Regions from separate parts of the Homo sapiens genome. Here all the other regions are linked to region 1. The links are chromatin contacts, found by Hi-C in ENCODE. All regions are on one chromosome and are shown on one strand. Each heading gives the region's core, a stretch centred on a gene start or an enhancer-like site at or near the end of the contact. The rest is flanking DNA. Distances are from core to core; before and after follow the strand shown.

Region 1 (5,837 bases), core at 476-2,975:
GTGAGAAAGGAAGCCTGTGGGAGACACAGGGAGAAAGGAAAGTCTAGAAAGACACTAGAAGGCCTGAAGAGGAGAAATTTATACTATGACCTCAACCAGAAACAGGTTAGAGACCTTAGTTCTTAAAAGGGAACTTGTATTGTAGGTATTATTTAAAATGTAAATTGAATCCAAGAATGATTTTAACATTTGGTTTCTGGTCACTAAACCTGGCAATAAGTATAAACAGTTTAAAATAATCACAAAGTCAAATGATTTTGCTAGAAAATGAAGATTTCTTGGTCCACAGCTTGTTGCACTGAGTATATTAACCTATGTTAAGAAGTTAGCTCCACTCTCTTTTAATGTAGTCTGCTAAATAATTTTTAGACATCTCTATAGAAATGAAATTTATTCAAAAAAAGGACACAAATTAGTTTGCAAAATTCAGAAATATAACTGGAAAAGCAAGCATAAAGTCTTACATTAAGTGGTTAGTTGCTTATCCCTTGTTGATGCCTATTTTATTTGAGAGATATCCCAGTTGTGCTATGCTAAGTTTTGAAGGTCTGTGTAGTCTTTAACTTGATCTTTAAAAACAACAGAATTTGAGTGAATGTCAATAAAACCAGTGAATTATAAATATTCTGTCTTCTAGCATGTTTGACTAGGGCTGCCAATAAACAAAATTATATTTCCTAGGACTTCAGGCATGAATACTAATCTATTGAATTTTAATTTAATATTCTATGAGGAACCTAGGAGAGTATCAACAATTTAGACATCTGTTGAGTTATTCTCAGAATAAAACTGGACATGTGAACATTTCAGGAAATGAAATAAAATTCTTAATGTCTTTGTATTAAAATGCAACATATATACATACATATATACACATATATTCACATATATATACATATATATATTACTATTATGACTTTTTACCTAAAAACCCCAGTTACTTGAATTAGCTATTAGGCACAGAATTATTCGACCCTGTCCCCATCCCTCTCCCATGCTCACACACTAGCTAGTATTTCTGATGGTAAAATTAATTCTTGCCACAGAATACAGGTCTTTACTCCCATTCCCCAAATGACCTAAAACCACTAAAATGGCAGAGTTTCATTCAACACTGCAGCTGCTATTTTGTCTCCAGCAGGATGATATAAAGATTAGGCTATAATCAAAAGCAAAAATTCTTGCATGTGCATTGCAGCTAGAAGAGCTCTCTTTATGCTATGTGCCTCTTCACAAATTACAAAGCAAATGATATAGGAGTGTAGCTCCTAAACTGGTCTGTCTGAACTGATAACACTGAATCACTAGTTGGCTGGGGTGTCCACCCAGATGGGAAAAGGAGGTGGATAAAAGGGAAATGAGGTTGTAATGTTGTTGACTTCAGGCCTCAAGGAAGAGACAGCTGTGGATTTTCTTAGGTGAGGAACAATGTCAGAGGAGAACATAATTCATTATAAGACTCATGGGGAAACAGTCAAATGAAGAAGCAACAAAGCAGCAACAAAACCAAACCCAAGTCTTGCCCCACTGTGCAGCTGCAGGACAAAGACAGAACAGAAGCCTGTAATTGGGGAACAAAGTGTTGTTCTTTCGGGCATTATAAAATGAAGCCTTCAGAAATCACTCAATCTTGTCATTCCAAACAGTTTGATGCATTTGTGAAAAAAAGTTTTCCTTTTTTTTTTTTTTGAAAGGAGTCTTGTTCTGCAGCCCAGGCTGGAGTGCAGTGGCGTGATCTCGGCTTACTGCAACCTCTGCCTCCCGGTTCAAGTGATTCTCCTGCCTCAATCTCCTGAGTAGCTGGGACTAAAGGCGCCCACCACCACACCTGGCTCATTTTTGTATTTTTAGTAGAGACAGGGTTTCGCCATGTTGACCAGGATGGTCTCGATCTCCGTGTGATCCACCCCCTCGGCCTCCCCAAGTGCTAGGATTACAGGCTTGAGCCCCCGCGTCCAGCTGGAAGTTTTCTTTTCTTTTTTTTTTTCTTTTTTAGCAGTGTACACCTTTTAAAACTGCAATTGAGTACTAAATAATGGAGTAGTTTTGTTCAAAAGCAATATTTATTTTTCATGAAGATAAGAGGCATATTACATTCGCTATAGAAAATGCTATGAGAGGAAAAAGCTGCATGTTACCGATATGACAAAAAACATAAAAAACTCTACTTATGAAAGTGTTTTGCCCTATAAGAACATATTCAATAAAAGGCATTATTCCAGGTGAATGAGCCATGCGGAAATGTGGATTTATTAGGGTTTGTTTTGAAATGTAATTTGTACGGCCAGCTTTTTATTCCTTTGATGGCTATCAAATAGATTTATTGGCTACATGTTAGAAGTGCAAAAGATAACAGGTAACCAAGGGAGAAGTTTTAATAAAACTCTCAGGAAAGGCAAAGAAAAGTGAGTGAATATGCCTGCTTACATTTCAGCTAATAAATAAAAAGTGCAGATAGGGCTTTAACTGAAAACCTTGCTGGTTATTGCAGCCTGGAAGGTTTATTGAAAACTGGGTAGAACACTCTCATTTTTTATATTTACAGCTACATTGTGAGCTGTTCAGGTTAGAGTGATGTAACGTTCATTTTGACTTTGGTACAGGAAACTGATGTTTTCACAGGAAACTTGCAAAGCAGTTATGAAGAGGAAGAGCGTTCTTAATTATTAGTGTCTGCCTGAGCTATTTCTGATTGTGTTCTGGGATTTTAGAGAATTGAACAATAGAGTATTTAATTTTACCACTCCCCTCTTGAGTAAAAACATCAGACACTTTTAGGAAAGTTTTAGAAGGTACATCTTCAATAAGCAGAGATCTTTCATCTCAAATAACTGGGAAGAATTGCACTGCTTAAGAATAGTTGAACTTGGACCTGAGAGCACCATACTTAGAAATCTAAGTATATTTAGGTCACTCATCTAACACTGGGACTTTACCAGCCCTGTCACCCAAACTGGTTGTAGTTAGTAGGACCACAAAGTCACTGAAGAAATCTGCTTTCCTTTTAACTTTCAAGGCAATAAGAAAAATGTAGTTCTCTGTTAGCAGTCCCTGAGCTATCTGAATTTCGGTGTTTCTCTCTTAAGCCTCTTGCTTTGGAGGATGATGAATCATTTCCTACTCCTGGAGTTAGTCTCCTTTAAAACAGACACAAAGGAGGCAGAGAGAAAAAATTACTCTAAATACCATTAACCAATGTAAAACAGTTTTCTATTAAACAGTAGGACAGCAGGGCCAAACTTGTGTTACCACAATTGACAACTGGCTTCTTAAAGCAAGCTCCATAGATTAAGAACCATAGCCTCTAGGACTGATTTTACTTGGTTCAGAAACAGGAAATCAGAACAGTGAGCAAGTATACGATTAGAAATTTACATTAATAAAATGTGATTTTTTTGATACACAAAAGCTTTTAGGTTGTAAATAATCTATGATGGCCTGCCAAATATAAAATGCCATTATAAATCCATGTCTATATTTCAAAAAGACGGGAACACAAAAGCAAGATACATTAAATTAATTGGTGTAGTTTGGAGAGTTCGAATCCATTATTAGATATGGATCCTATCAAATATCCCACCTAATTTCCAGTTACGTCGATGTTTCAATGTTCACTTTTTAAGTTCTCAACTACCCACATCTTTCACTGAACACCATCTGGAAAGGTTCATACAGAATGCCCATGCCATTCTTGAAAGGATTTGCTTTTGTGGAGGGGTTTTGCAAAGAAAAACAATTCAAAATTCTGTTACAGCTTATACATTGTCTTTTGTAGGACTATAATAAAAAACCTTCTAAGTAAGTTTTTGAGATAGGTGTTAAATGAATAAGCATGCCTCAGCAAAATGCATAAAAAACACAATGATTTAATTTCTAAAGCACTTATATTATTATGGCATGGTTTTGGAGACAGGTTATTATAGTCCACATAGGTAAGTATGCAGTGCTTCTCATGGAAAAAATGCTTAGGTATTGGCCTTTTCTCTGGAAACCATATTTTTCCTTTTTTAATAATCAACTAAGATGTATATGTAAGAAAGCCTCATCTTTTGATTTTTAATATACAAGATGCTTTCTTTAAGAGAGCAAGATTCAAAATTGTTTTGTGTTTCAAAATTTAAAAATAAATTTATCTCCTAAATTTTCTAAAGACATGTTTCATATATTTGACCATCCCTTATTTTGGCAAAGGATTTTAAGAGTCTAACTCAAACATATGTAAGCTCTGGTGTACCTGGTTATATATACCAAAAAAAACATTTGATCTATATACACATAGACATGAATATATTTCTGTGTGTGTTTGTGCATATATAACCTCAAACACTATTATTAAATGCAATCCTATATTCTTAGGTATAGAAGTTGATGATATACCTTTCTACTTGCCATGGCATTAACAAAGCAAGGCTGAGACTCAGCAACCACTTGTGTTCATTGCATTGCAGGCTAGTAGTAAGTTTGGTTGCTGGTAGGAAAAGGGTCTCTTATCTCACCCTCCTTAAACTAAAGGTTCTTTCAGGCTTAATGTAAGGATGTGCACATTCTCTTATCGAGGTGGTCTTGAGCTGCAGATACAATCACATCGTTCATGGTGATCCAACTGGATGTCAACTAGAGCCATGGTCTTAGCTCTACCCCTCCTCTTGATGTGGCCAGGCTCAAACTGTAATACCTAGGACAAGAAGCACATCTCCTGTTAGAAAGCCTTTGGAGTTCAACTCAGTCAGATGCCACCTACTTATTACCTTTTTGACAACTAGTTCTTAGCCCTTTGAGAACCCAACAGAAGCTATGGGCTTGCTATTAGAATGCACACGTTGCTATTAGAATGTACACATTTTTCAAATAATTGACTCCCTGAAGTGGAGGAATCAATTGATCCCAGAGTAATGCCCAGCATAACTTACCTGAAGTACCCAGATGATTTCATGTGTCTTAGCAGGTATTTATTAATAGCTTTCTAAGGGCCTGCTTTGGGCCAAGTACTGTTCCAAATATTATCGTAAAGATCCTTCTGACCAAGGCATGTGTTATAGATGAATACAATACTTGAGCATATTATTAGCATGGAGAGGAAAATGAATACAACCATGAATAAAATATGCTGGTATATCTAAATCTTTGGTTGAAGTAAAACATGTTGCCCTGGAGTTGCTGGCAAGATGGCCGAACAGGAACAGCTCTGGTCTGCAGTTCCCAGCGAGATCAATGCAGAAGGCGGGTGATTTCTCCATTCCCAACTGAGGTACCCAGTTCATCTCACTGGGACTGGTTAGACATTGGGTGCAGCCCACGGAAGGTGAGCTGAAGCAGGGTGGGGTGTCCCCTCAGCCGCGAAGTGCAAGGGGGTGGGGGATCTCCTTCCCCCAGCCAAGGGAAGCCATGAGAGACTGTACCAGGAGGAATGGTGCACTCTAGTCCAGATACTGCACTTTTCCCATAGTCTTTGCAACTGGCAGACCAGGAGATTTCCCCCAGTGCCTATGCCACCAGGGCCCTGGGTTTCAAGCACAAAACTGGGCGGCCATTTGGACAGACACCGAGCTAGCCGCAGCAGTTTATTTTTCATACCCCAGTGGCGCCTGGAATGCCAGCAAGACAGAACCATTCACTCCAGGGATCCAAGTGGTCTGGCTCAGTGGGTCCCACCCCCATGGAGCCCAGCTAGCTAAGATCCACTGGCTTGAAATTCTCCTGCCAGCACAGCAGTCTGAGATTGACCTGGGATGCTTGAGCTTGGTGAGGGGAGGGGCGTCTGCCATTGCTGAGGCTTGAGTAGGCGAGGCGGTTTTACCCTCAAAGTGTAAACAAAGCTACTGGGAAGTTTGAATGGG
Region 2 (6,046 bases), core at 1,538-4,037, 1.4 Mb before region 1:
AGGAGCACACCTATTACTGATCAAGTTGGGTTTGTGAAATCACTTTGCAATAATTTTAAGTGAGAAAATGACAGTGAAAGAGATCTGATCTAACCAATCTTCAACTTGCCTTTAACCTTCAAACTGCCCTTAATCATTCCTGGGCTTAGGCCAAGATAACTTTGGGAGACATTTAGTTTACAGTTTAAATGATAATAGCCTTTGACCAAAACTAAACCACCTTGGTAAAGCTTATGAAAGGCCACTAGGTTAGGAGGCTGTGAGGAGCCTGAATTCGGCTAAGGGATAGACGCAAACATTACCAGCTGTTATTCCGGAGGTCACAGATTTGCAACTTTTCCAATTACTCCTGCAGATAACATCATCATTGTAGAATGTAAGAATGACCTTTTGAGATGTCTTTTCAGGTTTTTGCATTTCTGATGACCAATGGGTCTACCTGGACCCACCAACCCTCACCAACAGGGCCTGCCAAACTATACTTGAAAAGCCCTGGCCTTCAAATTTTCATGGCAATTGATTTGAGTAATAACTCTGTCTCCCATGTGTGGTGGCCAGCATCATGTCAAACTCTTTCTTTATTGCAATGTCATGGTCACAGTGAATTGGTTTTGTCTGTGCAGTGGGCGGGAAGAACCTGTTAGCAGCAGAATGTATCCTAGTGACACGGCACCAAAGCATGTTGGCTGCGGCAAATCCATATGGGTCTGCAGCAACCTCAATTCTTGCCTCCTCAGAAGAAAGAATTCCACGGAGGGGCATAAGGCAGAGTGAGAGACCAAGGAGGGTTTTAGAGCAGGAGTGAAAGTTTATTAAAAAGCTTAAGAGCAGGAAAGAAAGGAAATAAAGTACACTTGGAAGAGGGCCAAACAGGTGACTTGAGAGATTGTAACAGCCCAAGGAGTTCACCTTGCCCGCTGCCTAGACAGAGCTGATCCATCAAGACAGGGGAATTGCAATAGAGAAAGACTAATTCACACAGAGCTGCCTGTGCGGGGGACCAGAGTTTTGTTTTTTGTTTTTGTTTTTTTTTTGAGACAGAGTTTCACTCTTGTTGCCCAGGCTGGAGTGCACTGGCGTGATCTCGGCTCACCACAACGTCCGCCTCCCGGGTTCAAGCGATTCTCCTGCCTCAGCCTCCCGAGTAGCTGGGATTACAGGCACGCGCCACTACGCCCGTCTAATTTTGTATTTTTAGTAGAGATGGAGTTTCTCCATGTTAGTCAGGCTGGTCTCGAAATCCTGACCTCAGATGATCTTCCTGCCTCGACCTCTCAAAGTGCTGGGATTACAGGCATGAGCCACCGCACCCGGCCAAGACCAGAGTTTTATTATTACTCAAATCAGTCCCTCGGAGCACTGGGGGAGCAGAGTTTTTAAGGATAATTTGGTGGATGGGGGGAAGCCAGTGAGCCAGGAGTGCTGATTGGTCAGAGATGGAAAATAATAGGGAGTCGAAGCCATCTTCTTGTACTAAGTCCATTCCTGGGTGGGGACCACAAGATCAGATGAGCCAGTTTATTGATCTGGGTGGTGCCAGCTGATCCATCAAGTGCAGGGTCTGCAAAACATCTCAAGCACGGATCTTAGGAGCAGTTTAGGGAGGGTCAGAATGTTGTAGCCTCCAGCTGCATGACTCCTAAACCATAATTTATAATCTTGTGGCTAATATTAGTCCTACAAAGGCAGTCTAGTCCCCAGGCAAGAAGGAGGTCCGCTTTAGGAAAGGGCTGTTACTGTCTTTGTTTAAACTATAAACTATAAACTAAGTTTCTCTCATAGTTAGTTCAGTCCATGCCCAGGAATGAACAAGGACGGTTTGGAGGTTAGAAGCAAGATGGAGTCTGTTAAGTTAGATCTCTTTCACTGGCTCAGTCATAATTTTGCAAAGGCGGTTTCAAGATCAAGTGCAGGGTTTGACCTTTTGACTTGCTTTTATATGTTGGCATACTTCCAGGGCCTTGCATTACTTCTGCCCTGATTCTTACCTTGGGGCGTGCTCTCCACATGCGCAGTGCCCTGCCAGTGCTTGGGAGAGGCTGCATACACAGTGTGTTTACTGGAGTTGCACGCATGCTCACTTAAGTCGTTCTTCCCTTACCAGTAGAGTGTTCCTAGAGGAAGGTCCTATAGCAGTTAAGCTCCACCATTTTGCCTCTTAGTTCACATGCTTGGACCCATTTGCTCAGTTCCTAAGATCTTATTGGAAAGTTGCTGATCACCAGTTTCAGATTTTTTTCTACCTATTGGGGAACTGCCTTTCCCCTGGCACTGGCTGTGACCAATTATCATTTTAGAGAGATGGTTAACAACCACCTGACCATCACCTGATGGTTGCCTGATATTCCCGGTGGTGTTGGGGGTGGGGGGTCCTCTGCTGCCCTGCTCATGTCTGACTAGTTACCTACTGTAACAAGCCCATTAGGTGGTTACGTTTATAGCAAGGCAGATTGCACATCCTGGGACATCTTAGTAGAAGCGAGTGAGAAAGGCTTATTTTAGGATTTGGGCTTGTATTAGGTGATACTGAGAAGTGGAGCTTTGCCAGGATTGGTTGCTATCAAGGGAGTAGAGGCAATTTTATGACTGGGTATTTTAACAAATCTTATTGAAGGGGGCAGGAATAAACTGAGTCTAAAACTTTAATTGGCAGAGGCAAGATCCTCTCATATTAGCTAGGATGGGGGATATTTTGGTTATTTTTGTGGTTTGGACATGTTTGTTTTTCTGTTCAGACATCGTGATGGAGTGCTCTTGTTTTTGTCATGATCACAGAGTGCTCTGGTCTGACGTTAATGTTCAGTGAAACTGTTTATGTTCCACACCAAGGCCTAAATATGAGTGCCAGGCCAGCTTTCAGTTGTCAGGGGCTGCTTTTTCCTTTCTTATCTCTATGGGGTGATATAGTTCCTGTAAGGGTAAAAACTTTGGAAGGATAAAGGAACAAAATGTGGTGGATTGCTATAGAGGACTAGCATTGATCCTCAAACTTTGACATGCATCAGAATCTCCTGGCAGACCTATGAAAATATGGGGGCTGCCCCCTCCGCCAGAGTTTCTGATTCAGTAGGTCTAATGTGAGACTTGAAAATTTGCATTTCTAACCAGTCCTCAGGTGTTGTCTATGCTACCAGACCACACTTTGAAAACCACTGAAGTAGATGGAAGTATCAAAAGTGAGGATGATTACAGTGTAAGAAAACTGACCCAATAGGGTTATCTGCAATTCTCAAGATAAAAATCTAGAGTGGGCCAGCTGCAGTGGCTCATGCCTGTAATCCTAACACACTGGGAGGCCGAAGCGGGTGGATCATCTGAGGTCAGGAGTTCGAGACCAGCCTGGCCAACATGGTGAAACCCTATCCCTACTAAAACCACAAAAATTAGCCGGGCATGGTGGCGCATGCCTGTAATCCCAGCTACTCGGGAGGCTGAGGCAGGAGAATTGCTTGAACCCAGGAGGCGGAGGTTGCAGTGAGCCGAGATTGCACCACTGCACTCCAGCCTGGGCCACAAGAGTGAGACTCCATCTCAAAAAAAAAAAAAAAAATCTAGAGTGGTCTCTATGTGACTCTCTAATGCAATTCTAACACTGTATGATTGTGCATTTTCCTATTTTAAATTACCAGTCTTTCAGAGGGAAGAGTATATAAGAAGATTCTTCCCAAAATAATTTGTGCAAATTGTTGACAGCCGAAGTTTGTAATGCACATAAAAGTAAAACTTTTATGTGTTTATTGTTCATTTTCCAGGAAGTTCTCAATTACAAATAGGCAGATTTATTTTAGGGAAACAGATTAGTAAAACCAGTTTTTCACTAGATTATTTACAAATTGTCTCACTATACGTTATACATATTACATGCAAAGGAGGCCTTATGATCCTTTTTTAACTATTCTCTCATCAATATTAAGATAGAATTCTTTAAAAGGAATGTAACTGCTCACCCTTTTGAAGTGTTTAAATGTCTTCACTAAAAATTTGACATTTTCTACTTGATTTGGTTTACTTTTTCCTGAAAAAAGTGAACACAGTGAAAGGAAGTGATAAATAGGGATGCAAATGGGTTATCCTTTCTTGTTCTAAAAAATTAGTCTTAAGTTTATTTTTCTCTCTATAGGAGATAAAAGATGTATGACATGGACCACTTATGGTTTAAGCTGAATTGCCTCTGTCTTATAATTTTTACTGAGATTCAGTTTATGTTTGACCTAAAAAATTTAAGTATCATACAAAGAGTTTATATAAGAACTTAATATAATTTTCTATAGCTCTTTTAACAAGTTGTAAACTATTTTATTAACCCTTTCTTTAAAAGGCTACCAAGAAGCTGATAATTCATGAGAAACAGATAAAATGACTATAAATTATTCCTCTCAAATAGGACATTTGGCCCTCTTTCTAAAATAATTTCATCATCTCTTTAGAGAGAATAAATAGTCTTTGGCAGGGAGCTAGATCTTGCAGATCTAACAGGGGGTTTTCCGTGTTGCATCAGAATAAGAATTCAAATAGAATAAGATAATTAACTTGAAATTCCAGGCTTGGGTCCACTCCTGACTATCTACTGGACCAGGAGCCTGTCTTGTGCCTTGCTCTGATGAGTAATTAACTTCAGTTTCTTCATTTGTGAAGTAAAGGGCTTAGACTAGATCATCTTTAGGGATTCCCTGAGCTCTGAAATGTTTACACTGTTAGAATAGGCCTAAGGCTATCAGTTTCAATTATGTTGTACTCATCTGTTTCACAGCTCTTCTTGAATATTTTGTTCAATATCAGAAGGATGTTGAGAACAGGGCATGTAAGGAGATGGTGAAAGGTCTAGGAACATGTTAGTAAGAATTGGAGGAACGGAGCTTGGAAAAGTGGTTCAGGGTGGGAGAAGTATGAGATCTTTTTCTCTGAAAAATATGGAATCTCTCATGTGAAGAAGGCAAACATGTATTCCAAGAACAATGGGTGAAACTTGCAAGGAGACAATTTCAGTTCCTATATACCCCTTTATCTCCAACTTCCAGTCCCTGATCCTCCAGAAGATCTTTTGATCTCTGGGCCACTGGCTTAAACTCTCCTCCAAATCCAGTCCCACCTCCTCCACAAATTTTTATGTAAGTTCTAAAACTCCAGCTTCCCTAGAAAATCCTTTAAACATCAACTGCCTGCTTTATCTTTCCTTTCCTTGCAAAATTTTCAGAGAGCACTCCAGCCTGATCTCTAGGCTCAGAGTATACAGGTCACTTGTGTCAATGCTGACAGCCAGAAAATAAACCTGGCACAGGCCCTGGTACGTGCAGCTAGTCTTGCTTTGCTGTACCTTACAACTCCTCCTACTTCCTGGTGTTCTGTAATCAGACTCCTCAGCCACAGACCTTCCTATACAATGCCTCCTGTGAATATATCCTGGATCCCTACTGCAAAGAATTCATGTCCCTTGGACAGAAACAGATCTTCTAAATTACAAAGCCCTTTTGTCTCCACTTTTGAAAGAGCCTATCAAATTTAGAGAGGAGTTAGAAAGATTAGTGGCCATTTATAACCCCATTCATAGGAACCTCCACTGGCTACTAAGGGGTGTTCTTTACACCCATGATTATACTGTGGTTATCAGACATTCCAGAAAGCCCCCAAATGAATGTCTTACCTCTAGAGGGAATAAGTGGCCAGAACTTCTCCCAGGTCCTCCTACAATTGACCAGGAAATGGCTGAGTTATGGGGCCTGATAGGGACAATATTAGAGGCCTTTTCCTCTAAGGTGAAGTGGTCTAGGGTTGAATTATGTACTCAGAAGAAAGGGGAACATCTTAAGGCCTATATGGAATGATTTATACAAACTTTTGAAAGGTTCACTGCATTAAATTCTGAAGCCCTAGGACATGAACAATTTTTAAATTCTGCCTTGGTTAGAAATCACCCTGATACAAAGAGGCAAATCCAAAATAGTGTCATTGGCTGGACAGGTCATTCTCTGAATGTTATTATAGAAGGAGCTATGCAATTCTTTAAAAATAACTTGCAGGAAAATAAGAGGAAAAACGGATTAAAGTC
Region 3 (5,902 bases), core at 287-2,786, 1.5 Mb before region 1:
ACAGTAAGGCTTATCTTCACAAACACAGCAACAAATTTTTAAAAATGGAGACCTCACCTCATGAGATAATTGGTATAAAATTAGGACCAAGATACACGATGGACATGATTTTACCACTTTTTTTCTTAAATGATCTCAAAATTAGGTCTGCGAAGCCAGTTTGTCACACGCACAATTAAGCAAACAAAAAAACTTCAGCAAAACAAAGAAAAATTGTTAATTCACCCAGGTTATTCCAGAAAAAGCAAGTGTTGTGCCTGAACCTTCCAGATTTACAAACTGCCTTTTTCTTTTGCTGGATAAAACGAACCTAAGGCTAACATATACAGTGGATGGATAGAACTTAAAACCATGAAAACCTTGGGTTACTTAACTTATCCTAGTTTACTGACCATTACCTAGGGACCTGACTTCTCTAACAGTTGACAAAGGAAAACAGTATTTACACAACAAATCCCAACTTCCTGGTTTCATCCAAAAAGGGCTGTTTGAAGTCTCCAAAGGGCCAAGGGCCTAAAACGAAACAAATTCCGCCCTACACAGAAAAGCAAAGTCAACATCATCCTGTTACGACCTTACTAGCGACGACAAGGGCCACCGGCGACCGTGCAGCTGTGCCCTTAACGCTGCGCAGCTGCCGCGCGCCTCGGCCGGGTGTTTATGGCACACGAGGGGTGGAGAGCGCCCCGCCATGGGGGCGGCCGCCTCAACTACCGCGAGGGCGGGGCGCGCTCCCCAAAAGCTCCCAACTAGCTCCAAGAGCCCCGAAGTCTAACTTCGAGCGTCAGGGGGACCTAAAGATTGTAATTCATCTGGATAATACTGCATAATATTAGACGCTGAAATGCCTGGGGGACGCTTGAAAAGCTCCCCGACTAACTGGGAGACGTTTCCGCGGGCCTAGGTAGACATATTTTTCAACTCAGCTAATCTTGTTTACAAACGGAAGCCTTAGAAACTCTAACCTCGGCAAACATTAACTTCAGGGAAAGGCTGTAAAAACCAACTTGCGGTAACTCAACAGGTTATGCGCACCCGTCCCGGCCTGCGACCGCCGCATCCAAAAAGCGAGAGGGGAAGCACCAGGCAATTTCCTCAGCAGGCGGCCCCGGGGCCAGCGGGTGACTGGTCCAAACCTCAGTTTCCCCCACCCCGCCCGGTCACCTCTGGGTCCGCCCCGAGCGTTCGGCCAGACACACGCGGAACTTTCTGTACCAGAGCCCAACTTGGGAACCCAAGCCTCGGCAGCGCGCTGCCTCCCACGAACGGGGCTGACGACCCCCGCAGCCACTTACCCGCCATGGCTGCGCTTTCATGGGCGGCCCCCAGCAGCGCTAGCACCTGCAGCGTCCCCAGGAGCAGCGCGGCCCAAGCACCTCGCGCGCCGAGTCCCATTGTTCCGAGGGCAGGATGCGGCAGCCTCGTGGGCTCCCAGCCGAGGTGGCGGCGGCGAGAGCGGCTCCTCTGCGCAGCCGGCGCCGGCTCCGCTTCCCCTTCGGCCGCGCACGTTTCCCCTCCCGCCGCTTGCCCCCCGAATGACCAAATAGGGCGCAGGAGCGGGGCCTGGAGGGGGCGTCGCGTGCGCAGCCGGGGCGGCGGGGCCGGGCTGGGTGGCGCGGGGGCGGGCTCGGGGTTCTGGGCGTGGCGACTCGGCTCGCGGCCTCCCTCGCAGGCGCGCGCTTGGGAACCCCAGAAACCGCGAGCCGTTTCCTTTCTCTTCGGAAATGGCAGTTTTGTTGTCCTGGATGAAGGCGAGCGCCGCTGCCTCCCTGAATGCTGAGCACGCTGGCTTCGCGGTGCCCGGAAGGAAGCCTTTGAAGAGTAGTTTTGCGGGCAGGGAGGGGACAGGGGTGCGTGCGACTCAGAGTGAGAGGGAGGAGTTGCAGGGCAAAGGCGGGAGGAGGGGGAGATTCTGGAGAGGAACTTGAGGGGATGGGATTCACTCTAAGGAGTCCTGGGCGGTCGGAGCTTTCCCCTCGCGTGACCCAGCCTAAGGGGGAAGTGGAGAAAAACAGCTCGACAGATTTGTTGCTTAAATTCAAACGTAAAACACCTACGATCTTCTTATCCCAGTTGTACTTCATCTTCTCCACGGGTTCCCTGTATCTCTGATTAAGACACGAGATTAGTGGAGTGGGCGGGTGGGGGCGCGCGCAGGAGTTGGTAGCAACTCTCAGTGAAATACAGTAGAGCCATGGAAAGCGGGGGCTGCATTAATCCAACCAGCCTTTTCTCTCCTTGTGCCCTGCTGTCCCAGTTCAGATGAAATGGCCAGTTTTGAACAGTTTTTGGCTGAGTTCCTTTTAAACCCTTGGAGCCAATGCTAATCACTTGTCTTGACTTGAAGTGCTTGTAAAGTCTGCATTTTCATCGTGCTCAGAACTCTGAAGTGACATAGCTACCTGTGGCTAATGCATGAGAATAACAAAGGCTGAGTCCTGGCTTGGGTGGGAACCCTCAGCTGAAGTAGAAGACTGAAGGATCCAAGGAACCTAAAATCACAGTGAATCCCCACCTGCAAAGGTCTTAATGTTGCAGATCTTTGGCACCTGAGCCAGATTTCATCACATAAAGGCCACATTGCAGTTAACTTTTGAAAACTGTGTTATGAGAGGTAGAACTTTCTCATGTCAGGCAAATCCATCATTACAGAGGTCTGACTGGTCCTAGAGATTAACTGAGACAATCTGTCCTAAATTTACAGAGACTTCCATCTGTGGATTCAGTCAGCCAACCTGCAAATGTTTCCCCTGCAGCTTATCATGGACAAAAAGCAAGCATTGCACATTTCGATTTTGGTTATTCTATTTAACTGGGGAATCTGGTTTAGGAATAAACCGTTCTGGTGACTACCCCATTATCCAAGCATTTCCCAATCTAGGCCCAACCTGTCTTTCCAGCCTTGGTTCTGTTGCCCATGGAGAAGGGTGCTTTCTGGTTCCTGGCATTTGCATACGTTGTTCTTTCCTTCTGGAATTCTCTTCACCAACCCACAGCTAATACTTCCTTTAAGGCTCAGTGTACTTATAGCCTGGGAATCTGGGGTGGAATAAGAGGTCTGGATGTTTATATCCCCACCACATTCATGTGTTGAAACCTAATCCTCAAGGTGATGATAATAAGATGTGGGACTTGGGTGGGCATAGTGGCTCATGCCTGTAATCCCAGCACTTTGGGAGGCTGAGAAGGGTAGATCGTTTGAGGTCAGGAGTTGAAGACCAGCCTGACCAACATGGTGAAACCCCGCCTCTACTAAAAATACAATTATCTGGGCGTGGTGGGACGTGCCTATAATCCCAGCTACTCGGGAGGCTCCCGAGTAGCTGGGAGGCTGAGGCACAGGAATCGCTTGAACCTGGGAGGTGGAGGTTACAGTGAGCCGAGATCACGCCACTGCACTCCAGCCTGGGAGACAGAGTGAGACTTGTCTCAAGAGAAAAAAAAAAAGATGTGAGGCTTTCCGGAGGTGATTTGGTTGCTAATGAATGGGATTAGTGCCCTTGTAAAGGAGGCCTGAGGGAACTTGTTTCACCCTTCTGTACTGTGAGGGCACAGCAGGAAGACGCCATCTGTGAGGCAGAGGGCCCTCACCAGACACCAAATCTGTTGAGGCCTTGCTCTGTCAACTTCCCAGCCTCCAGAACTGGGACAAATAGATTTCTATTGTTTATAAATTTGTTGATAAAGTATCCCATTTAAGGTATTTGTGTTATAGCAGCAGAAACGGACTAAGACAGTGTGGAGAACAAGATATTTATTTACTTGGACAGTTTTTCCCGGGTACTGACCTGTTGGAGACACCTTCAGATCTCTGCTATCTGATTGCCACACCACAGTGAGTGGGTGTGCCCATCTTTGATACTAACAGCTCAGTACTGTGGATTGCCCATGTTTTTTCTAGTCTGAGGAGAGGGGAAAGAGCAAGGAACTGTGTGGCCTTCCTGCTCTCTTGGAAACTCTATTGGGAGGACTAGCCTCCCAGAGAAGTTGTAGCCCCAGTTATGCCTCAGGTTCAGCCCCCATCACTGTACCAACATTTTACTTTGGTGATGTGAAAAGTTAAAAGAACAGCCCTTGGCCATTTAGGTCTCTCCTCCTTTCCAGCCTCATGTCTGGATCCCTCTCTGTAACCTCACTAGAGCACTCAAAGTTTTCCAAATATGCTGGGGCCTTCCACGCCCCTGTGTTCTTGCTCCTGTTCTTCCCTTTGCCCAAGATGCCCTCTAACCTTTTCTCTTAGGCAGTTTCTACTCCTCTCTCAAGATTCCCTTCATATCCCATCTCCCCACCCATCTGGGCAGATTTTAGTGCTTGGATCCCTCTGCTCATACATTGATCAACTGGGTCTCTAACCTTGTTCTCTATAAAATATTCTCCACATAGCAGCCAGTGTGATTCTTTTAAAACATGTCAGATTATGCCATTCCCTTGCCACTTAACAAAGTCTGAAACCATGGCCTGCAAGGCCTACGTGACATGGTCCATGGCTGCCCTTACCACCTCATTTTCTACCCTCTCCTTCACTTCTCAGCTCCAGCCTCCTTGCAGCACTTTAGAAATGTCAAGTCAGTTTCCATCCCGGAGCCTCTGTACTTGCTGCTTCCTCACATCCTTCAACACTGCTCATCTGAGAAAAGCCCTTCTTGAATACCCTAGTTTACAGCTCTGTTTCTTTTTGTGGCATCCAGTGCTATCCATCATTATGTTCATTTATGTGTTTATTTTTTGTCTGTCCTACAAAAATACAAGTTCCATGAGAATAAAAAAGTGAATGCATATTTTGGCCAAGTGCCTATCGCATATTGCTACTGGATTCATGTCATACGAATCACTTCCTTTTTTTTTTTTTTTTTGAGACAGAGTCTTGCTCTGTCGCCCGGGATGGAGTGCAGGGGCACAATGTCACCTCACTGCAACCTCCGCCTCCCAAGTTCACGCGATTCTCGTGCCTCAGCCTCCTGAGTAGCTGGGACTACAGGCATGTGCCACCATGCCTTGCTAACTTTTGTATTTTTAGTAGAGATGGGGTTTCCCATGTTGGCCAGGCTGTTTTTGAACTCCTGAAGTAAAGTGATCCACCTGCCTTGGCCTTTCAAAGTGTTGGGATTACAGGTGTGAGCGACCGCACCCAGCCTACTTTCTTTTATTTAGAACTCAGTTTCCCAGCCTCCATTACAACTGGGTTCAAGAATATAACCTAGGCTTTGCCAGTCAGGCTCATCCATATCAAACTTAAATTCAGGTATAAGCAACCAGAGGAAAGTGGCTCATTATGGAGCTCCTTGCCTTGCTGGTATGAATTGCCCTAATAGCCAGGCGGCTGCCTTAGTTGGCAGCACTAGCAGTGACGTTAGTTTCTCAGTGGTTGCAACATGGAGTTTCTGATGTAATAGTGGTATTGACAGAGAGCTGCAATGGTGATAGTTTTCTTGCTGGGCTAGTTCTGCAGTGGTTTTGTGCATTATTCCCAGAGGAATGGCCCCAGTCCTGAATCTCTACACCTTCCAACACACCTGAGAACTACCCAATATCTTCAATATAATCCTTTTCTGCTATATCAGCAAGAGTCAGCAGCTTTTCTTTCGTACAGCTAAGGATCCTGACTTTGTATGATTGTGGGTCTTTTTCCCCACAGTGGGCTACAGTCTCCATTAGATGATTCGCCAACTATTTATTGAGTGCTTACTATATGATGGACAATGTCCTAGCCAGAGCTTACAGTATAGTGGCAGGGCAGGTACATACACGATTATACTAGAGTGTAATCAATGCTATGAAGTGGTCGTGGGAAAGCACACATTGGAGGCACAGTCTATGTGTTCATCTTTGTATTTGAGGCTCTAATGCACTTCCATCATATAGAAGCATTCAGTTTATATTTGTGGAATGAATTTTGGGTGGA
Region 4 (6,216 bases), core at 842-3,341, 1.3 Mb before region 1:
GGAGGCCACTTGCAGTATTCCTGGTCCAGCTGCAGACTTGTACAGAGGTGGCCCCTGGAGTTGCCCCCTACTGCTGTAGCAGCTGGTGCTCCTGGCTTGCCCTTGATGGGTGTGAGATCCAGGTTGGCAGCATGAGCACAGCACAGCCTGCTGGGCCGAGTATGTGGGGCAAGTCTAGCAGTGAGCCCTGAGTGGAGTGAAGCTGGGGCAGGAGTGCTGCCGGCCGCAGAAATTTCCACCTGGAAAGCAGCACCTAAAAATCCTGTCATTTCTTTTGTTAAAATTACTATTTACTATTGATTAGGACTAGATTCTAGGAATTAACATCTATCATTACAGAGTTGAAAATAATTTTCATTTGGTAGAGATGAAATTGATTTCTGTGTGATTGTGTAGGGGAGGAAAAAATGCTCCCTTCTACCCTTCTATGTTCTGTGGCTGGTCTAAGAATTAAATGGACATAAAAAACATTAGTAGGAGAAAAATAACTTTAATTTATGGACATATGCGTGGGAATCCCACTAAAAATGAGACTCAAGGAAGTACCCAGATAACTGAGACATATGTCAGCATAAGCTATAGGAAAAAATAGGGCTTTGGAACTTCTGGGGAGTGGTGGAGGCAAATGATGGGAAGGTGAGAGGAGGAAATGTAGGGTGAATATAGTTTACCTTCTTATGTGGATAAGAGTCTCTCAGGCAATAAAAATTGTCTTAGAGTTGTTCTCTTCCTGGTATGGATACCTTTACTAATAGAAATTTTCTTTGTAAATGTAAATTTTCCTTACAGAAGGGGAAGTTTATACATTATTTTAAACAGGTGAGGGGGAAGTGAAGAGCTTTTTCTGCATTGGCTGTTTCTTAATTTACTTTAGCTTGAAATAAGCAATATGCCAAGTGGCATATTTTGAGGGTAGCATGTTTTGAACCCCTTCAGTAGAAAACATAATCCAGAGGTTATGATTTTATAGCTCTTTACGACATTAGCCGGTTTTGCTCTGTTGGGAGGAAAACTTTCCCCTAACCCTCTTAGGTTTGAATGGTCTAGGCCTTTGGATTAACTAAGAATAGATTAACAGAACAAAAGTTTTTGTGCCTACAGAAGTACTCAGTAATGAGTAACTTGTTTAGTAGCCAGAGATAAAGGTTTGTATTCCAATTTAGCAAAAATGGAGGGGAGGTTTAGGGCATCAATAGGAAAGTATGAAAGGCTCTATTTGGCTTTTTGATGCTAATAGGCAGCTAAATTCATACTTCCTGGTGCTGAGTGTCAGTATTTTCTGAAACAGGAAACTCCCTGGGTGAAGGGGTGTGGGTAGTGTCAAAGGCAGGTGTATTTTTGGGAGTACCTGCATAAGTGTAGATAATGTTTTATTTTTATTTTTTGGTGATTGTAGATTAAGATGTTCTCAGTTTAAAATAATTTTTATACCACTTTGGTGAGCTGTTAATCTACCCAGTATCTAATTTAGCAATCTTATTTTAGCATCTTTTCTTTTACTAATTCGATACACCAGTCTTGCATATACTTCTTTAAACAGCCTTTACCATCCTAATGGTTCCCTCATTAAGTTTAAATATTTGAAATGTGCTCACTATGTATTCTCATAAATATATTTTTGAACATTAAAAAGTTTATACTTTGGCAATTTTCTATACTTTTTCATTCCTAGTACACAGTAGTTCTCTTACATATGCATGTATTAGCCTTTTGTTAGTTTATAATATCATCATTATGGGAAAAGTATTCTGAGTTCTGAAGAGCCAATGAAGAAAGTTTTGAAACACACCCGATTTTAACTTGGGGACTGTCTGTACTATATTTTTTAATAGTCTGTGGTTTCGTGTTCTCTGGTACTTAAATTCCTAAGCTTTACTGCCTTGAAGTTCTTGGCACACCATAGGCAGATTAGCCACGTGGTCATGTTTTGGAGTTTGGGTTGTGTTAGAAGTTTGGGTTCTGTTAGAAGAATAATTAAATCTTAGGCAGAAATTGGCTGACTTCCTAATAGGCAAGGTTAAGTCTCATGATGCTAGGCTACTAGGCAGGGTTTCTTGGCATGACAGCTATTACATTGAAGTACTTGACAGTTTTCGTTGTAAAGAACATTCTTATTTATAAAGTAGCTCCCTCATATTTGTGGTTTCACTTTCTGCAGTTTCAGTTACGGTCAACCGCAGTAGGTTATTTTTATGAACATAAGATATTTTGAAAGAGAGAGACAGAGAGAAAGAGACCACATTCAAATAACTTTTATTACAGTAAATTGCTATAATTGTTCTATTTTAATATTAATTATTGTTAATCACTTACTGTGTCTAATTTATAAATTAAACTTTATCCTAGGTATGTATATATTGGAAAAAAATAGTATATATAGGATTTGGTACTATCCCCCCACTGCAAGCACCTACTGGGAGTCTTGAAATGCAACCCTTGTGAATAAAGGGGGACTGCTGCACCTCACTAAATTCTCACCTGGTAAATTTAACCTAGTGTTCTTTTATTCCCTCCTCAGTGGAATTTTGACACTTGGTTGTGATATTTTATGAAAAAGCCCTATTCAAATAATTTTTGGTGCAGTTATGAAATGGATCGCCAATTTTATTTTTTCCTCCTTCCTTCTTTTCCTTCTCTGTGGTATTTTAAAATATTTCACAAAACTAGTGTATAGAATATTAACACACTTTACAGATGATAACTTTTAGTCACAGCATCCTCAGTTTGGAAACCTGCTGAATAATATTGTTCATATGATGACAAGTTTGAAATGAAGGCACATTATTTTGAATGGCTGTGTCCTATGGCCCAGGGTTACCGAAAATGTGGTCCATGGGCCAAGGCCTGCCTGCAAACTGTTTACTACCTGTCTGTAATGAGATTTCTACAGAACTTGAAAGCATTTGTAAACTTTTGTAAGCAATTTCTCAGAGTAATTTTATGTCTGTTGAATAAACTTACAATGTTTTCCTAAGAGAAGGATGTGGTTTGTCACTTGCTGTTTCTTCTCCTCCTTCTTACTTTCTTCCACTCCTCTTTCTCTTTCTCCTGTTACTGTTACTGCCCCTGCTGCTCATCTTCTCTTTCCTGACTTTATTCTTTGTCTTCTTATTCTTCTTTTTGCCTTCCTTTCCCCCTCTTCCTGCTCCTTGTGATTCTTCTCCCTTGTCCTCCTCCTCCTCCTCTAGATATGAAAGTCCACTATATTCACACAAGGTATGTAAGTAATTGTTCCTTTCAGTTACCTTGAGGAGAACTAATTAATTTAAAATATTATTTTAAACACCACCTTTATCTTATAGCTCCAGTGAAAAACTGCATTTTGTAACCTACATTTTTTTTATGGAATAAATTCCAGTTTTTCAGCTTGATTTTCAGGATCTTTCCAATGTAAGCCCAATATAAGAGTCCTAACTCTTCATAATTCCCTTAAAAATTATGATGATTTCCCCTTTATTGTGTATTTATACCATTTATCTTCTAAGAATGGATTCTCCGCTGATTTATAATTTGATTCACCCATCTAATGAGTATTTAGCATCAATTAAATGCTGGGCAATAAGTTCCTGCCACTCAGGAGTTTAACATCCAGAACGTAGTCAAATACTTACCTCTTCTTTGGGGGCATCTCCATGAGGTGTAATTAGAAAAAGCAGAGCCAGGCGCAGTGGCTCACGCCTGTAATCCCAGCACTTTGGGAGGCCGAGGTGGGCAGATCATTTGAAGTCAGGAGTTCGAGACAAGCCTGACCAACATGGTGAAGCCCCGTCTCTATTAAAAATACAAAAAAGTTAGCTGGGCATGGTGGCACATACCTGTAGTCCCAGCTACTCAGGAGGCTGAGCAGGAGAATTGCTTGCCTGGGAGACAGAGGTTGCAGTGAGCTGAGATCACGCCACTGCACTCCAGCCTGGGAGACAGAGTGAGCCTCCGTCTCAAAAAAAAAGCACTAAGAGTTGTCAGAAGAGTTGAGAGTCACAGGGATTGGGGACTGGGATATAAATCTTAGCTGGTCACGACCCCTAACTCCTTGGGTCTCCTTTGTGTACTCATCTGTAAAGTGGGTATGATGCTGATCTTTCCTTCATAAAGGATTTTTTAAAAAAGATTATATTAAATAATAAGATGAAAGAAGCTGGCACAATGTAGAATTTATTCAATGCTATTTTCTTCTTGTCGCCTATGAAAAAATTTTACTTTCTATTTACTTTAATTCTGACACCAAAGGCTATCCTTTTCCTGTTCTACACCATGCACATTCTAAACTAGTTCCATTTCCTGGTACTATCTTCCTGTTCCAACTCCCCTTTTTATTTATGCAATGCCCACTCTTCCTTTTCCATCTGCCCAAATTGTGTACTTCCTTCAGGATGAAATTCAAAACCTCACTCCTCCAAAATCACTCATGGGCCCCTTGACTTTTCTGGAATTCTCTTATAGAACTACTTCAGCTCTTGGCTATGTTATCTCTGGTGTTGACCATTTTATTAATTTCATCTTGCCTTCCCAATGAAAATGAATGTTCTTTGATGGTAAGGAATTTGTCTTTTTTCCCTTTCTTTCTTTGCATTCTTTTTTTTTTTTTTAAATAACAACCTCCTGTCCAATTATATGGTATTTGTATTTTTCTGTTCCCTAGAGTGTAGAGCATATGAAAGATAGTTAAAAATACAGCAGAAACTTGACACTGGTGAGGGATATGGGTAAGCCATGCTATAATGTGGATGCCCACGGGCCAGAGGGATTTACTGCTCATGTACTTCTCCCATCTATACCATCCTCATGATGCAAGTGCACCAAATTTGCCCTTTAGCAAAATGGCAAACTCATGTCCTTGGACATCTTGTGCTTGCAAAAAGCTGAAACCTCAACTGTCAAAACCTCAAATGCCAAGAGTTTCTTATGTTTTTGATAAAACTGTGGTTGTACCCAAAAGTACTTGATGAAAATTTTTTATTTAGCCCATTATTTTGGCATTGTACTGCCTCAGTACTCATCTCCGATTACCTATCAGGTGTGGGTTTGAAGGGTGGTTCCAGGGTGAATACAGACAGAGGAATATCTTCTAGTTCTTGCCTGGAGGCTCTGGACCCACCCGCACTTTCCCAGACCTGAAGGAACAGCAACTACCAGATGCCAAGCACTGCCTTTAGGTGCTCAGATGAACTTCTGAGCCATATCACCTGTCCTCAAAAGCCCTGACCCAAGCAGTGTCCCTTCTCTCAGATGTCCCCTCTCTCAGTAGGTTCACCCAGTAACCAGTTTTATGAAGAATAGTGTTTTTCAAAATGGGAAGAGAAAGCAGTGCTTTGACTTAGAGGACTCTCTTCTGTTCAATTTTAACTTTCAATGTATAGTTTTTAATTGTAGAAGTTACTTCAAAAGGAAATTAAAGAATTGAAACCCCAAGTCCCAGCATATTAGGAACTAATATTAGAGCTTACTTTCAAATAATGGCTAACTCTAGTGGAATGCTTACAAGGTACCTGTGTTGGTTTTTCATCGCCCTGACACATACATGAAAGTAAGTCTCTTCCAGAGAGTATCTGATTCTATGACTTTCTCTGATGACTCACCTATGACTTTCTCTGATGACTAGGCTATTTTATAGCTCCCTAGAAATAGAAACTAAGTTGTAGAAAACTGATAACAATGCAGGTTTTTCCTGTCCACAGTAATGCAAATCATTCTTTTTTTTATTCTTATTTTTATTATTATTATTATTTTTTTTGAGACGGAGTCTCACTCTGTCGCCGAGGCTGGAGTGCAGTGGCGCGATCTCGGCTCACTGCAAGCTCCAACTCCTGGGTTCACGCCATTCTCCTGCCACAGCCTCCCGAGTAGCTGGGACTACAGGCGCCCACCACCATGCCAGGCTATTTTGTTTGTACTTTTAGTAGAGACGGGGTTTCACCGTGTTAGCCAGGATAGTCTTGATCTCCTGATCTTGTGATCTGCCCGCCTCGGCCTCCCAAAGTGCTGGGATTACAGGTGTGAGCCACCGTGCCCGGCCGCAATTGATTCTTGTTCACAGAAATGCAAAGGCATATTGCATTTAGAGATAAAACTTTATTATGTTTTATAAAACATTATAGAGATAAAACTTGAAAATGTTTACTGACCTATGGGATATCAATCAGTTTTGCATTTATTAGCAAAACCATTTTAGCATTCCTAGTTGCATGTATACATCTCCAAATTCTCCTCATTCTCCAA

Evidence for each region. Hi-C counts contacts between places; a loop is a spot of excess contacts on that map. Pooled maps may share reads with other maps.
Region 2: a map with no recorded cell type shows a loop between it and region 1 (9-fold over the local background). The contact joins the enhancer-like site here to the promoter of PDGFDDN in region 1. A Hi-C loop is called at or near these places in 3 of 37 single-sample maps with no recorded cell type and 3 of 50 pooled maps.
Region 3: a map with no recorded cell type shows a loop between it and region 1 (16-fold over the local background). The contact joins the promoter of TMEM123 here to the promoter of PDGFDDN in region 1. A Hi-C loop is called at or near these places in 2 of 37 single-sample maps with no recorded cell type and 2 of 50 pooled maps.
Region 4: a loop to region 1 is called in a pooled map, with 7 times the contacts of the local background. The contact joins the enhancer-like site here to the promoter of PDGFDDN in region 1. A Hi-C loop is called at or near these places in 6 of 37 single-sample maps with no recorded cell type and 4 of 50 pooled maps.

Annotation. Positions count from the first base shown.
Region 1 is chr11:103,905,145-103,910,981 of GRCh38, forward strand. PDGFDDN (PDGFD downstream neighbor) reads right to left here and starts at 1,726. Exons shown (of 4, transcript XR_947960.3): 1 at 1-1,726. PDGFD (platelet derived growth factor D) reads right to left here. Exons shown (of 7, transcript NM_025208.5): 7 at 2,045-4,675. The coding sequence ends at 4,550.
Region 2 is chr11:102,471,709-102,477,754 of GRCh38, forward strand. The region is part of intron 1 of LOC124902740 (a long non-coding RNA gene); the gene reads left to right. The region is part of intron 1 of LOC102723838 (a long non-coding RNA gene); the gene reads left to right. Among named protein-coding and RNA genes, the nearest start is that of TMEM123-DT, 22 kb to the left of the region's middle. RefSeq lists a silencer at 5,193-5,242. Within about 2 kb of position 2,788, at least 3 of the 41 ENCODE cell types and tissues checked have a DNase peak (open chromatin) inside an H3K27ac peak, as active enhancers do.
Region 3 is chr11:102,451,229-102,457,130 of GRCh38, forward strand. TMEM123 (transmembrane protein 123) reads right to left here and starts at 1,537. Exons shown (of 5, transcript NM_052932.3): 1 at 1,296-1,537. The coding sequence starts at 1,395. TMEM123-DT (TMEM123 divergent transcript) reads left to right here and starts at 1,691. Exons shown (of 2, transcript NR_135053.1): 1 at 1,691-1,821. RefSeq lists enhancers at 541-590, 771-1,060, 1,791-1,900 and a silencer at 1,381-1,670.
Region 4 is chr11:102,558,765-102,564,980 of GRCh38, forward strand. No RefSeq gene overlaps it. Among named protein-coding and RNA genes, the nearest start is that of MMP7, 31 kb to the left of the region's middle. Within about 2 kb of position 2,092, at least 13 of the 41 ENCODE cell types and tissues checked have a DNase peak (open chromatin) inside an H3K27ac peak, as active enhancers do.